2 separate regions of the Homo sapiens genome follow, and region 1 is linked to region 2. Evidence: chromatin contacts called from ENCODE Hi-C or POLR2A ChIA-PET data. All regions are on one chromosome and are shown on one strand. The core of a region is the stretch at or near the end of the contact, and the rest is flanking DNA. Distances in the headings are between cores, read along the strand shown.

Region 1 (6,505 bases), core at 31-2,530, 370 kb after region 2:
TTGGCCCAAAAATCTTATTTTCTTTAAAAGCCATTAAAATTATGATTTCCAGAAGCTATATGTTATTTCCTCATTTGAATGTTACATAATTTATTTAATTCTTCTGTGTTATTTAAAAAATGTCAATACTCTATATTTCTTTAGGAACAAAGTCCCTAGAACTGGAATTATTGGGCCAAAGGTTATGAATACTTTTAAGTTATCGTGTGTGTGTGTGTGTGTGTGTTATCTTCAACTAATTTTTAAAAATGTGAACTTCTACCAGCTCGATGTCTATTTAATAAAAGTAATTGATGTGTTCTGAGCTTGCTGCTCACAACTCCATGACCTCTGAGTTAGTTTGCTTTCTATTCCTTTAAGTTCTTCAATCTTTATTGCTACTGAGCAGGCCACCTCCTTCCTTACTTTTAAATTATTATTATTCTTGTTCCTCAGTCTAACCACTTTCCACGCACATTCTGGTCTTTTTTGTTTTGTTTTGTTCATTTGGTCTTATGAATTAATGACTAAGCCAACGGAACCAAATGCAGGAAATACTAAAAACTTACCGGTAAAAGTATTAACACAAATGTGCATTACTACTAAGTATTTCATTTAGCTTGAAAAAAAAAAAAAAGGAATCTGCAGTGTGGTCTGTTTGTTTTTAGCTTATACTGTCTTTTCTTCATCAATATTCATTTATTCCTGTACGTGTGGTTTTAGAACTATCTGGAAATATAGGAACATTGGGAAAAATTGAACTCCACATAAACCTAATGTAGAAACATTAGTTTTACAGAATACTAAAGAAAAGCATTTCTGCTTATATTCATTTTCGTATTTTATTGGATTTTTTAAAAAATCACTTGCACTTAAGGCAAAAACTTCGCACATAGACATCCGGCAGAGAACCCCTCTTTCATTTAAATACAAACCCTAACACATTTTGGCATCATCAGATAAATTTGATTTAAAGCCTGACAAAATTCTAAAAGCAAGGAAACTGAAAAAAGCTGGAAGTCAGAATAAAGATAAATGAAGACACTCATTACAAGACTTAGGAAGTTGCAGCTGGTTTAGCTTTCCTGCGCGCCCAGGAGACGGAGAAGGAAAACTACGACTCCCAGAGTGCTTAGAGAGAACACGCGCGTCGTGGCCTCAAAACTTGCTCCCTTAGTCCCGCCTCCTCACTTCAGTGATTGGATTTTCCACTTCCGCGCCTCTGGAATTCTCTTCACCCATTGGTGGAGACTCCTGCGGGGTCAAATACAGAATTTACGCACCCTTGGCTTCCTTGGAGCCTAGCGGCTCTCCCCGCGTCCAAGATGGCGGCAGAAGCAGCTGGTGGGAAATACAGAAGCACAGTCAGCAAAAGCAAAGACCCCTCGGGGCTGCTCATCTCTGTGATCAGGTGAGGGAGGCAGGAGGCAGGGTCTGGGGACTGGGGGCAGCGGCTCGACCTCCGCTTTGGAAGGGAGAAGGGTTAGCTGGGTCCCACCCTGCTCTCCCCTTTCCTCCTTGCCTCCCGCAGCCCCTCCCCAGGGCTCTAACCCCTCCCCAGGGCCCCAGCAATTCCCCCTCCACCTTTTTTTTCTGGGGTTAGCTATAGAGAGAGGAGCCCCGCCTCAGTCTTTTCTTTAGGGGCAGCACCTTCTATTACAGTCTCGGGACCCCAAAGCACGCTATTTGGGTTTGGTAGAGAAAACCAGGTGTAAAGGTGTGTTTATTGATTCCTAAAATGCTTGTTTATTGTTTGCCTGTAGCAGCACTCACTGAGAAAGGCGTCTTGTTTCCTGGACTTTGGGGTGTAAGGCCTTGGAGTCCGGAGATTCCTGTCACGAGTTGCAGATTTGTGTTTTCACACTCTGGATACTTTCAACCACCTGTGCGTGGCCACAGCCACAAATACAAGAATCTGCAGTGAGCTGGTAGGAGGACTGGGTTTGAAGGCACACATCGGTTTTCAATTTTTTGCCCTGCCTCCGCATTCTGGTCCATTCCTTAAAAAACAGAACCAAACCAATTTCAAATTATCCTCCATGCACTGCCCCTCTGCACCTCCCAGAAGATTAGGGTGGGGGTGGAGTGGGAGCGGTGGATCTTTTAGGAGCTTTTTTTTAAAAAAGCGAAATATATTGAGGATGGGGGAACCCTTTCAAGAATCTTGGATATGATGCAGGTACTGACTAAAACCAATCTAAATAAAATTTATTATGGCACGTTTTTTACGTTGTTGGCATTTGAATTTCAACTCGTTTATTTTTCATAAACAAACACTCTATTTTTCCCCACCTATACTAAACTTTTGTTTGAGTTCTTGCAAGTTTTCTGGAATGTATTGATCATCTTTTCAAAACCCAGGGCCCAACATTATCTGGTAGGTACTAAGCACTTCAATGAATGCATGTATCAAACCATTAGAACAGCTTACCACTCACTGACAAAGACACATCTTATGGGTCTTATTTAGGAGGCTTTAAGATTATGGCCTATTAAATCATTACTTTAATTTTCTTTTGGGCTTAAGAGAAAAACATCTCTGTGTGGAAATGCTTAATATACTTGGTAGGCCATACAGAGGAAGTGCTGTTGTATTGTGAATCTATAGGCCCACATTCTCGCTGTGACAATACGCAGGTAGTGTAGATGTATCTCATGATACTAAAATTCCAATAAGAATGTTTGTTGTTTCCCATCTGAATTTCCTGTGGAATTAGAATACCAGGACATTATTTGGATCCTTTTTTGAACTTGTTTGTTTTTTCTACCTTATAGTCAACATTTATTTAAACAATAGGTATTTAGTGCCAGTTGACAGTATGGCGTCTGGCACGTATTACATATTGAATAATATTTGTTGACTTAATGAGTAAATGCCCTGAGTTTTGCAAAGATGAAGCAGGCACAGTGTTACCCTTGAGGAGAGTATAGTTTACCTGGGGGATAAAACATGTCAGTAAAAATGATGACATAAGACTACGAGAGAGACATGAAATGTTATGGAAATCCAGGAGGAGTGGCTGTTTCTAATGAAAGTGAAATGTGTCATCTCATCTGTGTACTTTTGATTCTCCAGGCTGTTCCCATTTCTTTTATGCTATTTGTATTTTCCTCAGGGCCAGTTGAATTTACTCTAAATGTCATATTTTTGAAAACAGCATGAAAGCCAACCTAAAGCTTTTTTTACTAATGCTAATTCAGAACATACATTGCCTTTGCTTGACCATTCCTTAATATTCTCCAGGAGGAACCCCCTACTGCTTGATGGCTAAGATTTTGTGGTTATCCATCCATCTCTTATGCCAGTTTATTAATATATGACCTTCATTTTATCACTGTGATTTAGGCCTAGGTATTTTTTACTTTGATCTCTGTTGTGCATTATATTGCTTTTCTTTTCTTTTCTTTTCTTTTTTTTTGAGACAGAGTCTTGCTCTGTCCCCAGGCTGGAGTGCAGTGGCGCGATCTCGGCTCACTGCAACCTCCGCCTCCCAGGTTCAAGTGATTCTTCTGCTTCAGCTTCCCGCATAGCTGGGATTATAGGCGTGCGCCACCACACCCACCTAATTTTTGTATTTTTGGTAGATACAGGGTTTCACCATATTGGCCAGGATGGTCTCGATCGCTTGACCTTGTTGTCTGCCTGCCTTGGCCTCCCAAAATGCTGGGATTACAGGCATGAACCACCGTGCCCAGCCCTCATTTTTCTACTTTATCCTTGACCACCTCAGATCACTGCATAACACTTTTGTGATATAGTTTTTACAAGCATGGTGTAAGGGAATGTCTAGACCTAGTATCCTGGGCAAGTTTATTAAGGCTTGGGATGCATTGTTATATATGACCTTAAGACCGAATGGTGTTGGTGTTTGTATTTCAACATTTCTTTGAGTCACAGGGAGATTTTGGTGTTGGAGTGAGGATGTTGGTAGCTATAACTTCCTGTTATTTCCTTCCTAATATGCTTTTGAACATACCCAGTGGTTTAAATTTTATAAACAGTGGTAGTGAATGAGAGGACAATGGAAGTATTACTTTGGTGTTTGGGATGGGGAATGGGGGGAGAGTCCTGCGGGTAAGAGAACCAGGAATGTATGTTTCTTGTTAGTAAATTGTGCTGTCACTTGGAAGTTGCTTCTTGTATTTCTGTTCAATTTATGTCCTTTGTGTTTCCCTTCTTGCAACATTGTATTCATTATTCCTTTTTTTTTTTTTGAGACGTAGTCCTGGAGTCTCTCTCTGTCGCCCAGGCTGGAGTGCAGTGGCGCAATCTTGGCTCACTGCAAGCTCCGCCTTCCGGGTTCACACCATTCTCCTGCCTCAACCTCCCGAGTAGCTGGGACTACAGGCATGCGCCACCATACCCGACTAATGTTTTGTATTTTTAGTAGAGGCAGGGTTTCACCATGTTAGCCAGGATGGTTTTGATCTCCTGACCTTGTGATCCACCCGCCTTGGCCTCCCAAAGTGCTGGGATTACAGGCGTGAGCCACCGCGCCTGGTCTGCATTCATTTTTTCTTAATTCCTCATATAAAACTTTGATTATCTCCTCCTATCTTTAACGTTGTTTTCAAATTCTCTCCCAAAGGCTATAGTTTTCCTGGTTGCTTTGGCAACAAGCCACAAAAAGGAAAACCCATGTTAGGCTCGTGTTTATAAGGTCTGAGCATTCCTAACATGTACCGGGTACCTGCTAGCTCCTTTCATGTTTCCATGGACTTATTTTGTCACAAAATAAATTACCGACAGTTAGAGAGTCTACTGTCTTTTGAAAAGTTTGATCAGTTTAGCTTTTTAAAAAATATCTTTTTGTATCACTGAGTAGTAGTTTTTCTTTTTTGAATAGTGAGTATTAAAAATGCTCCTTTAATTCTCTTGCTCAGATGTGTAAAAATGTAATTTCTGTACTACATTATGTATCATAAAATTTTGTATTTTTTCAATGCTTTTCCTAACAGTTGGGGTAGCATTTATTGTTAGTCATTTTTAATATTGTATTCAAAAAACTACAGGTGGATAAGGGTTTGACTTAAGGACAGAGTATGTGTAGGCATGGGGAATATCCGAATCTCATCGCTATTTCCAGCCCTTGTACTAAATAGTTAAATAACGACTCTATTTTGCTAGTATAAAGTATTTAAACTTTAAAGCATTTAAAAGCCAAAAATAAAGATGAAGTATAGTGTAATTGTAATGCAAGTATTATATGATTTTTTAAGTGCTTTGAGACTCAAATAAAAATGCTTAATTATTTAAAAATTATCGAATAAAAATATTTCAGGGCAGTCAGATGTTTCAAAGGGTGGACTTCCAGGGCTTTACAGAAGAGGCCCTTAGGCCTGTGAGGTGGGGCTTAGGTGAGGGGACAGATAGTGGTTGGGATTCAGTTTGTCGGAGGCTACTGCCAACTGCAGCTTTTGGTTTTAAGTCTTGCCACTGGCCCTTTAAAATGGAACTAACCGGGGGGGACAGAATCCTGATTACGTGCTGATGTGTGATGTATGATTTGGACAGTTTTACACACACACAGACACACACCTACTTTTCTGTTGACCTGCTGATGTACAATTTGGATGGTTTACACACACGCACACACACACACACACACGTGCACACACACAATTTTTCTACTTTTCTGTTGATTTCCTTTGCCAACCTTTTGTTTGGTGGGAAGTCAGAGGAGGCAGCCTCTCTAGATGGGAAATAAGAAAGATGGCATTTTGGAGATATTTTATTTCTGTGAGTTCTTGCCAGATTTTTAATTGGGAAATGTGTCTGCCACTTACTGTTAGGTGATTTGCTTTCCAATTAAATGTTGTGTCACTTTATAACTTGGCCTGTAATAACCAGTTTAATTGGGAAGACAAACTTTGGTTGTGACTTCAGGAGACCTTATTGAAACCTTGGAGCAGAGCTTTTGAAGACACACTCTGGTTACAGATGTCAAGGAGGTTTGAAGGCAGTGGAAGGCTCACATTTTCATCAACTTTTATGTCTTCACAGAAGTTGAAATTTCAAAAACTTAGAAAATCCTTTACTGTAGACACCTGTTAAATTCCCTTCCTCCTTGGAGAGTATTTTGGTCAGCCCTGTGTTTAATTCAAAGTAAACTTTGTTGAAGGGGTCCAGGCTTTGACCAGGGCTTTGAACGAACAGCTTTGAGGTTCGTGACACAGTTTGTGGCAGGAAAGGAAAGTAGTCACTCTGTTCTGAGCCGAGTCTTGGAAGTTGGGTGAGGTGTTAATGTTCTTTCCATCACCATCTCTTCTTTTCATTTGAGCCCATCACATAATGGTGTTTGGTTTCTAGCTCTCTTTGTACCCTGGGACATCTTGGCCCTACTGATGCTGTGTTGTTTGAAAATTACTACTAGAATACCCAGAAACAGTGCTTTCAGGAAGTCCTGGGATGTCTGGCAGCATATGTGAACGTAAGGGGCAACACAATTACCGTACTCTGGCTCAGAATTAGTGTCGTGGACCCATGTCTTAGTGTACCTCGTGTAACTGTTAACACTGGGATTTC
Region 2 (6,861 bases), core at 3,311-5,810:
GGTACTAATTGAGAAAGAAGAAGTCACACACAATCAAAAGCCAATTAATCATACAGATGAGCCCAACACTTTATGATGCAATAAAAGACATGTCATCTGCCATAAGTGAGAGACTTTTAAAAATTGCTCATTTGATGTAAGCATGACCTTAGAATTTAATTAGCAACTCTCTCCACAGGTGACAAACTAGTAATATACTTTTCTTCTTAATGGCAATTTATTTTTCACCATTCTCTTTGTATTATTCTCTTTTGCCCAGCTTATCTAATTCTCTCTCCCTTTTAATTCTGTGAGATTTCCTGCAGTCTGTATGCAAATTGCTGCTGAAATCCAGAGGTGTCTGAAAACTGAAAGCAATCCATGCCACACTGGCATTTATGATTCACCAGATAAGGGATTCAGGTGTGTCTAAGACAAAGTTTCTGCCTTCGTGGAACTTCTACTGGATGACTGGGAAGGCAGTCATGAACAAGTTAACAAATAATGAGTAAACTAATTATAGATCTGGAAGAGTGCTTTCAAACAAATAAATAGGTTGATATGACAGTTAGAGACAGGGTTCAGAAGTCTAGTTTCTGATAGTCATTAGGAAAGCCTAAAACTTGTAAGGGAGTCAGAGACAGCTATTCAGAGGTGGGAAACAGCATCCCAGGGAACAACAAAGGCAAAGATCCTGACATGGGAAAGAATTTTGAAGGATGGTATACACTTAGCAGATCTTCAATATAGTAAGCACATGATGAATAATAGGTAATATGTTTATAGACAAGGAGGCATCTATTTGATTATATGCCATGGAAAACTAACCTAATAAAATTAGTCTTCCATTTTTTACATACAGCACATAGAATAATATTTTAAGTGGCCCATCTTACAAACATATCTTCATATTTAAGAATGCAAATAAATTGTAAATGCAGTGGGGGGAGGTGTAGGGAGGAGTTCTCAAAGAACAAATGCATGCCACATCACTGGGTTACTCAACATTGTATTATACCTAACTAAATTTTCTGATTTCCCTCAGCTCCTCAAGCCAAGAGGGCTTCATGCTGAGCCAAAACCCCATCATTCTTAGGAAAGCCAAGAGCAAAGTGGATGCCATAGAGCAAATCAATTCAAATTCATAATGGAGAAGTTATACATGCAAAACACATTATCAAAGAGCTCAAGTCTTCAACATGTCCTGGGGAGACAAGGCCCTTCATCCTGGAAGACCCATGGGAGACTGTGGCTTCTGCCCTCTATGACACGATAACCACGGTCCTACCCCTCGCTTCCCTCCCACAGGACCAACAGACTCCTGAAAAATACACATTTTCCTGAAGAACACACAACGATCCAAACTCTGATGAAATAACTATCAGAACACTTTGTCAAAAGTAAAAAAAAAAAAAAAAAAAAAAAAAAAAAAGGTTTGCTTTCTTTCCAGAAGATGGAAAGAGATGAAAAGATGGAAGGCAGTATTAATCAAAGTATGAGCAAGTGAATGAAGACCTCAAGAAGAAATTTTTAAGCTGCTTTAATGACTATAAATTTCTTATTTCAACGTGAAAGAAGCACAACTCGATATTAAAATAACTCTTAGGGGTATCATGCTGTAATCGCTAGGTAATAAGACCTTACTTATTCTTTTTTGGTCAAATTTTCCCAGGAAATGTCAAATTCTGGGAGAAAATTATGCATTTTTGAATGCTTAACACTTTTAGGTTATGAGGTAGCATTAATCAAATCATAACGTCAGGACCCAAAAAGTTGTATTAGAAGCTGGTAAGAGCTAACTTACCACACAAAGAACTAATGCTACAATCAGCAGGATTTACATACAGAATGAACATCTTCAAGTTGGTACTAGACAGCAGCTAAATGCTTAAGCATGGAACCTGGCTCAAATCCAGATCTATCATATTTTGGCTGTATGTTCTTAGGTGAATTACTTTAAGCCTTCACCTAAACAATAGGGCGCACAGCCACACAGGGTTGTTGGTAAGTATAAAATGAGACAATCCATGCAAAGTGCCAATCACAATGTAAATGCTCAGTAAATGTTATCATCAGCATGTTAATAAGGATGCTATAAACAATAACAAAATATTCAAAGTTAAACTTGACTTTCTCCCAGGATAGAATTAAATTATGAATTTAAATGGCTAGTGAAGAAGATACTAAACATTTGTGTGTATTTTAAAACTATACACTAATTGCATAAACATAACTTCATAGTATAAGCTTAGAAAATCTAGGATTCATTCACTGTGCTATTTGTAGAAAATACAGAAATATGCAAGTTATGGAACCTCAAAAACAAAAGAAAAAAATAGAAAATACAGAAATATGAAAATTAGCTCTGTGTCCTCAGGAGTGTACAAGATAAACACACATAACTAATCACAAGTATTATAAACAAAATGTGGCTATCATAAAGAGGTATAAAGCATTATGGACATATTTGTCAATTATACAACAAACAAAAATAAAGTTGGGAAAACAAAAAAAACAGAATTCCCTGTGAGACTTGGAGACTACTTCGTAGAAACACTTAAGAACCTTCTCTTTGAAAGCTGTTCTCAACTTCCTCTCATGAAATCACCAACCAGGAATTAATACTATCTATGTCTCTTATACCAATAATCAGGAATTAATACTCTCTAAGTATCTTTCAATTAGGCAAGACACCTAAATGTGATATCTCTAATGTTCACAGAGATGCCATTGATAACTTAGCAACATTTGAGTATGAAATAAGGACTTAAAAAATCTTTTCAAATGGCTTTGACCTTCTCTCTCAGTAAAGTGTCGCTGCTTTTGAAAACTCATTCTAAAAAGGGTGAAATCAGTGTCCAGTTAAATTACACTTATTACTCCTAACAAGTTAGTGAAAGAAGAAAATTATATCAGACTCCTGGGTGAAGTGGCCAATATAAATACCTGGGTAGAGGGAGTTCCATTCACACATGGGAATTATCTAATTAACAAGCAGTTTATTGAAATAGATCCAAGAGGCAAATCAAGCTGTATTACAGAACTAAATGTACTTCACATGTTCAGTGCACTTTGATTCATACTCTCAAAAGAAATCTGCATCAAGCCAATATAAATGAATAGTTCAAGTCATCAAAAAGTGATAACGTGTACAATTGCTGTGTTAATCTAGTTGATGCGCAGATGGTAAGGTTATCTCAGGAATCTCCCTCAGAATGATTCTGTAAAAGACTCGTTGATGCAACATCCCTCTCCATTAATGATACACCATCTGGTATCTACTTTATAGTTTCATCACTTCATTTAGTTAAAAGAGGAAAAGATATGTGCTTATGTCCACTTTTAAACCACAGGCAACCTGGATTTCCTAGTAAGTTAGATGATTCTGCAAATTATATTAATATTAGAATCATTTCTTACAATACGAATTAATGGATTCAGCATTTTTACACTGTCTAATACAAAAGTGTGTGCAGAATTCCTAATAGAAATAGTTAGACATTGTAATTCTCACTGCCATCACAATACAGAAGAAAATCTCTTTACAATCTTTTGCATTACGCCTAGAAAATACTTCATCATTAGAGACCTAAATGTCTCTCACATATTCCTGGAAGAAATCCAAAGTGACAAAATTCAACTTGAGTACTTTGAGAATGACAGTAACAAACAAAAACAGGACTGTACAGAAATGTGCAAAAGACACAAGGAAGTTGAATAATATTAATTCTATGATTATCGTTATCTTATACACAATGGAAAGTAAGCAAATATTCTTTCATGGCAACAGCTGATATTTGTTAAGCTCTTTCCAGCTTTCAAGGGGCTTTTACACACTCATCTGATCTACCCCCAATCACCATGAAGATGAGCAAGGAACAGAGTATATCCCCATTTTGCAGATAAAGAACCAGACACCACAAGGGATTAGGTGAATTGCCGAACAGCCACATGACAAAAGCATACCTTCTGACTCCTTGTCTAACATTCTTTCTTTTACTTAATGTGGAGTTATCGAGTATTAAGTAACAGCAGTGTATATATTCCACCTTAGCTTTCTAAGCTCACTGGTGCTTCTCAGATTTCAGTTTCAACTGTAGGATGACCACTTCCCAGGCTGATCTTCAAAAAGGAAAACAATATATTCTATATATATATATATATATATATATATATATATATATATTCACAATAATTTGATCTTATCATATCGTGTCTATCTAATCTTCTACCACTTGTTCTACTTGGTGCCAAAAAGCCTAACAGTTTATTTGTTGAGCAGTTGTTGAGCAGATAAGTTCAATCTGCCAGAAACAAATCTTCTCAGACGTTTGTACCAATCAAATTGGTGAGTCTATGAGAAATGGGAGAATATTTTTCAGTGCCTTTTCTTGAACCTGACAATAATTAAAGGCAAGTTTATAAGGTACCTAACATAGTAAAACCTGATGACAAAGAAAACTGTCATTGGGTGAGGAAAAGCAGGTGCCAAGTATATCACCTCAAAAACTTTCACTTTCACTCATTTAACATTTACTAACTCTGATATGGTTTGGCTCTGTGTCTGCACCCAAATCTCATCTTGAATTGTGATACCCACATGTTGAGGGAGGGACCTGGTGGGAGGTAACTGGATCATGGGTGTGGTTTCCCCAGGCTGTTCTTGTGATAAGTGAGAGAGTTCTCAGATCTGATGGTTTAAAAGTAGTTTCCCCTGCACGCTCTCTCTCTCCTGCCACCATGTGAAAAAGGTGCCTGCTTCCCTTTCACCTTCTGCCGTAATTGTAAGTTTCCTGAGGCCTCCCTAGCCATGGAGAACTGTGGGTCAATTAAACTTCTTCCCTTCATAAATTACCCAGTCTCAAGCAGCTCATTATAGCAGTGAGAAAACAGACTAATACAAACTCTAAGCCATGTACAATGCTCTAGGTATAGAAGTAAAACAATTAGTGGGTGAATGGTTACTCTGTGCTACATACTATTACAGGTGCTTTATGAGTATTAGCTCATTTAACAAGTGAGGTAAGTACTATTAAATCATCACTTAATATATGAAACAACTGAGAGGAAAAATAAGATGCTCCACATTACACAGCAGGGAAATGCCAGGTCAGAAATTTGAATCCAAGGCATCTGACATCAGAGCCTTGTGCTCTAAATCAGAGTTCTGCCCACTACAACGAGGGAGCCAAATCAGGCCCAGTACCTGTTTTTGGTTTTACATTTTTAAGTGGTTGGAAAAAAATTTAAGCAAAATTTTGTGATGTGTGAAAACTATATGAGCTTCATACTTCAGGGTCTTTCAATTAGAACAGAGCCACACTCATTCATTTACAGTTGGCTTTCTCTGATTCCACATTACAAAGGCAGAGGTGGGGAGCTGCACAGAAACCAAATGTGGTGTGCAAAGCCTAAAATATTTACTATCCAGCCCTTTACAGGAAAAATTACTGACATTCTCTAAACCATTTCACTTTATGCCTATTCAACATCTCTACTTCAATGTCTTAAGTGTCCTGAGCTTAACATATCCACAATCAAACTCCTGATTTCCTCCACCACCAACATCCCAATCCATATCTTAAGAATCTTCACCTGTGGAAAAACCTTCTAGTTATAAAAGCCATAAACCTAGAGTTTATTCTTTCTTCACTCATGTTCAAAGCCATCAGCAAATCTGGTCAGCTCTACCTTTAAAATACCGAACCACATTTCATTACTTCCCCTGTCGGCACTCAGACCCACACCAGTCATCCCTTTTCCGAATTACTGCCGTAATTTCTTACTAATTCTCTGTTGCTTCAACTCTTGCCCAACACAGCAGCCAGAGGGTTCATCTGCTCCCAAACCCCCCAGCCTTCCCAAACATGCCAAGTTCACGCCTGCTTCACGGTTTTGGCAATGGCTTGCTTCCCTATTACCATAGGCCTCTTCCCAAATGTCATCTCAACAGAGAGTTCTTCCCTCTGTACCCAACTCCATGCCTAAACCCCAGCCCTGGGACTCTCTTTTCCCATTTTATTCCTCCCGAAATTATCATAACCTGCCATACAATATGTATTCTGGTTTTAATTGAATTTAAGCTCCATGAAGACAGATGTTTACCTCATTTTCTTCACTAGTACATAGCTGCTGGCACAAGACCAGGGTGCTTAAGTAAATATCTGCTACATGAATGAGAAAATGCTCCCTACATTCAAGAGGTACTCAGTTCGGTAACATATGGAGACAGCAAACACATTTAACATATACATAACTGTACTGAGTGAGGGTTAATAGTGTATTTCTTATTTTTTCCTATTTTCTTATCAAATAACATTTTCAACAAATAAAATTTGGAGGGTTTCATTCAAAAGAGAGAGAGCTTACTCTGCAACCTCATGGTCTATGTATGAAATTAATCTAGATAACCAATCTACTTTATTGAAAAGGGCACTGATAAGGTGCTCAAACTCTCATTCTTAAACTCACTGCCTTCTTTTGTCCATCTCTGTCCAATTCTAGACCCATGCTGACTTGACGCCGTATCTCTTTTCCTTCTCCTAACTCATGTTTAACTTCTGCTATTCAGCTCCTATCTACCTCTCCTGAAGGAGACATTCATTTCTAAACTACAAATGCAGTGAAACTGAGTTTTCAGAAAGAAGATATATCCTGCCAGGTGCAGTGGCTCATGCCTGTAATCCTAGCACTTTGGGAGGCTGAGGGAGGCAGATGACTTGAGGCCAGGAGCTCAAGACCAGCATGGCCAACATGGTGAAACCCTGTCTCTAATAAAAATACAAAAATCAGCCAGGCATGGTGGTGCATGCCTGTAATTCCAGCTACTCAGGAGGCTAAGGCATGGGAATCACTTGAACCTGGTAGGTGGAGGTTGCAGTG

What was found. A loop is a pair of places that touch in the nucleus more often than their neighbours do. ChIA-PET counts read pairs that join two places held with the same protein, here RNA polymerase II (POLR2A). Pooled maps may share reads with other maps.
Region 1: a loop to region 2 is called in a pooled map, with 6 times the contacts of the local background. The contact joins the promoter of EXOC4 here to the enhancer-like site in region 2. A Hi-C loop is called at or near these places in 1 of 37 single-sample maps with no recorded cell type and 3 of 50 pooled maps. POLR2A ChIA-PET finds 5 or more read pairs at or near these places in 3 of 52 experiments (GM12878, activated T-cell and naive thymus-derived CD4-positive, alpha-beta T cell).

What each region holds. Positions count from the first base shown.
Region 1 is chr7:133,251,798-133,258,302 of GRCh38, forward strand. EXOC4 (exocyst complex component 4) reads left to right here and starts at 1,281. Exons shown (of 18, transcript NM_021807.4): 1 at 1,281-1,390. The coding sequence starts at 1,305. RefSeq lists enhancers at 1,048-1,097, 1,308-1,367.
Region 2 is chr7:132,878,336-132,885,196 of GRCh38, forward strand. The region is part of intron 5 of CHCHD3 (coiled-coil-helix-coiled-coil-helix domain containing 3); the gene reads right to left. Among named protein-coding and RNA genes, the nearest start is that of MIR3654, 150 kb to the right of the region's middle. Within about 2 kb of position 4,561, at least 2 of the 41 ENCODE cell types and tissues checked have a DNase peak (open chromatin) inside an H3K27ac peak, as active enhancers do.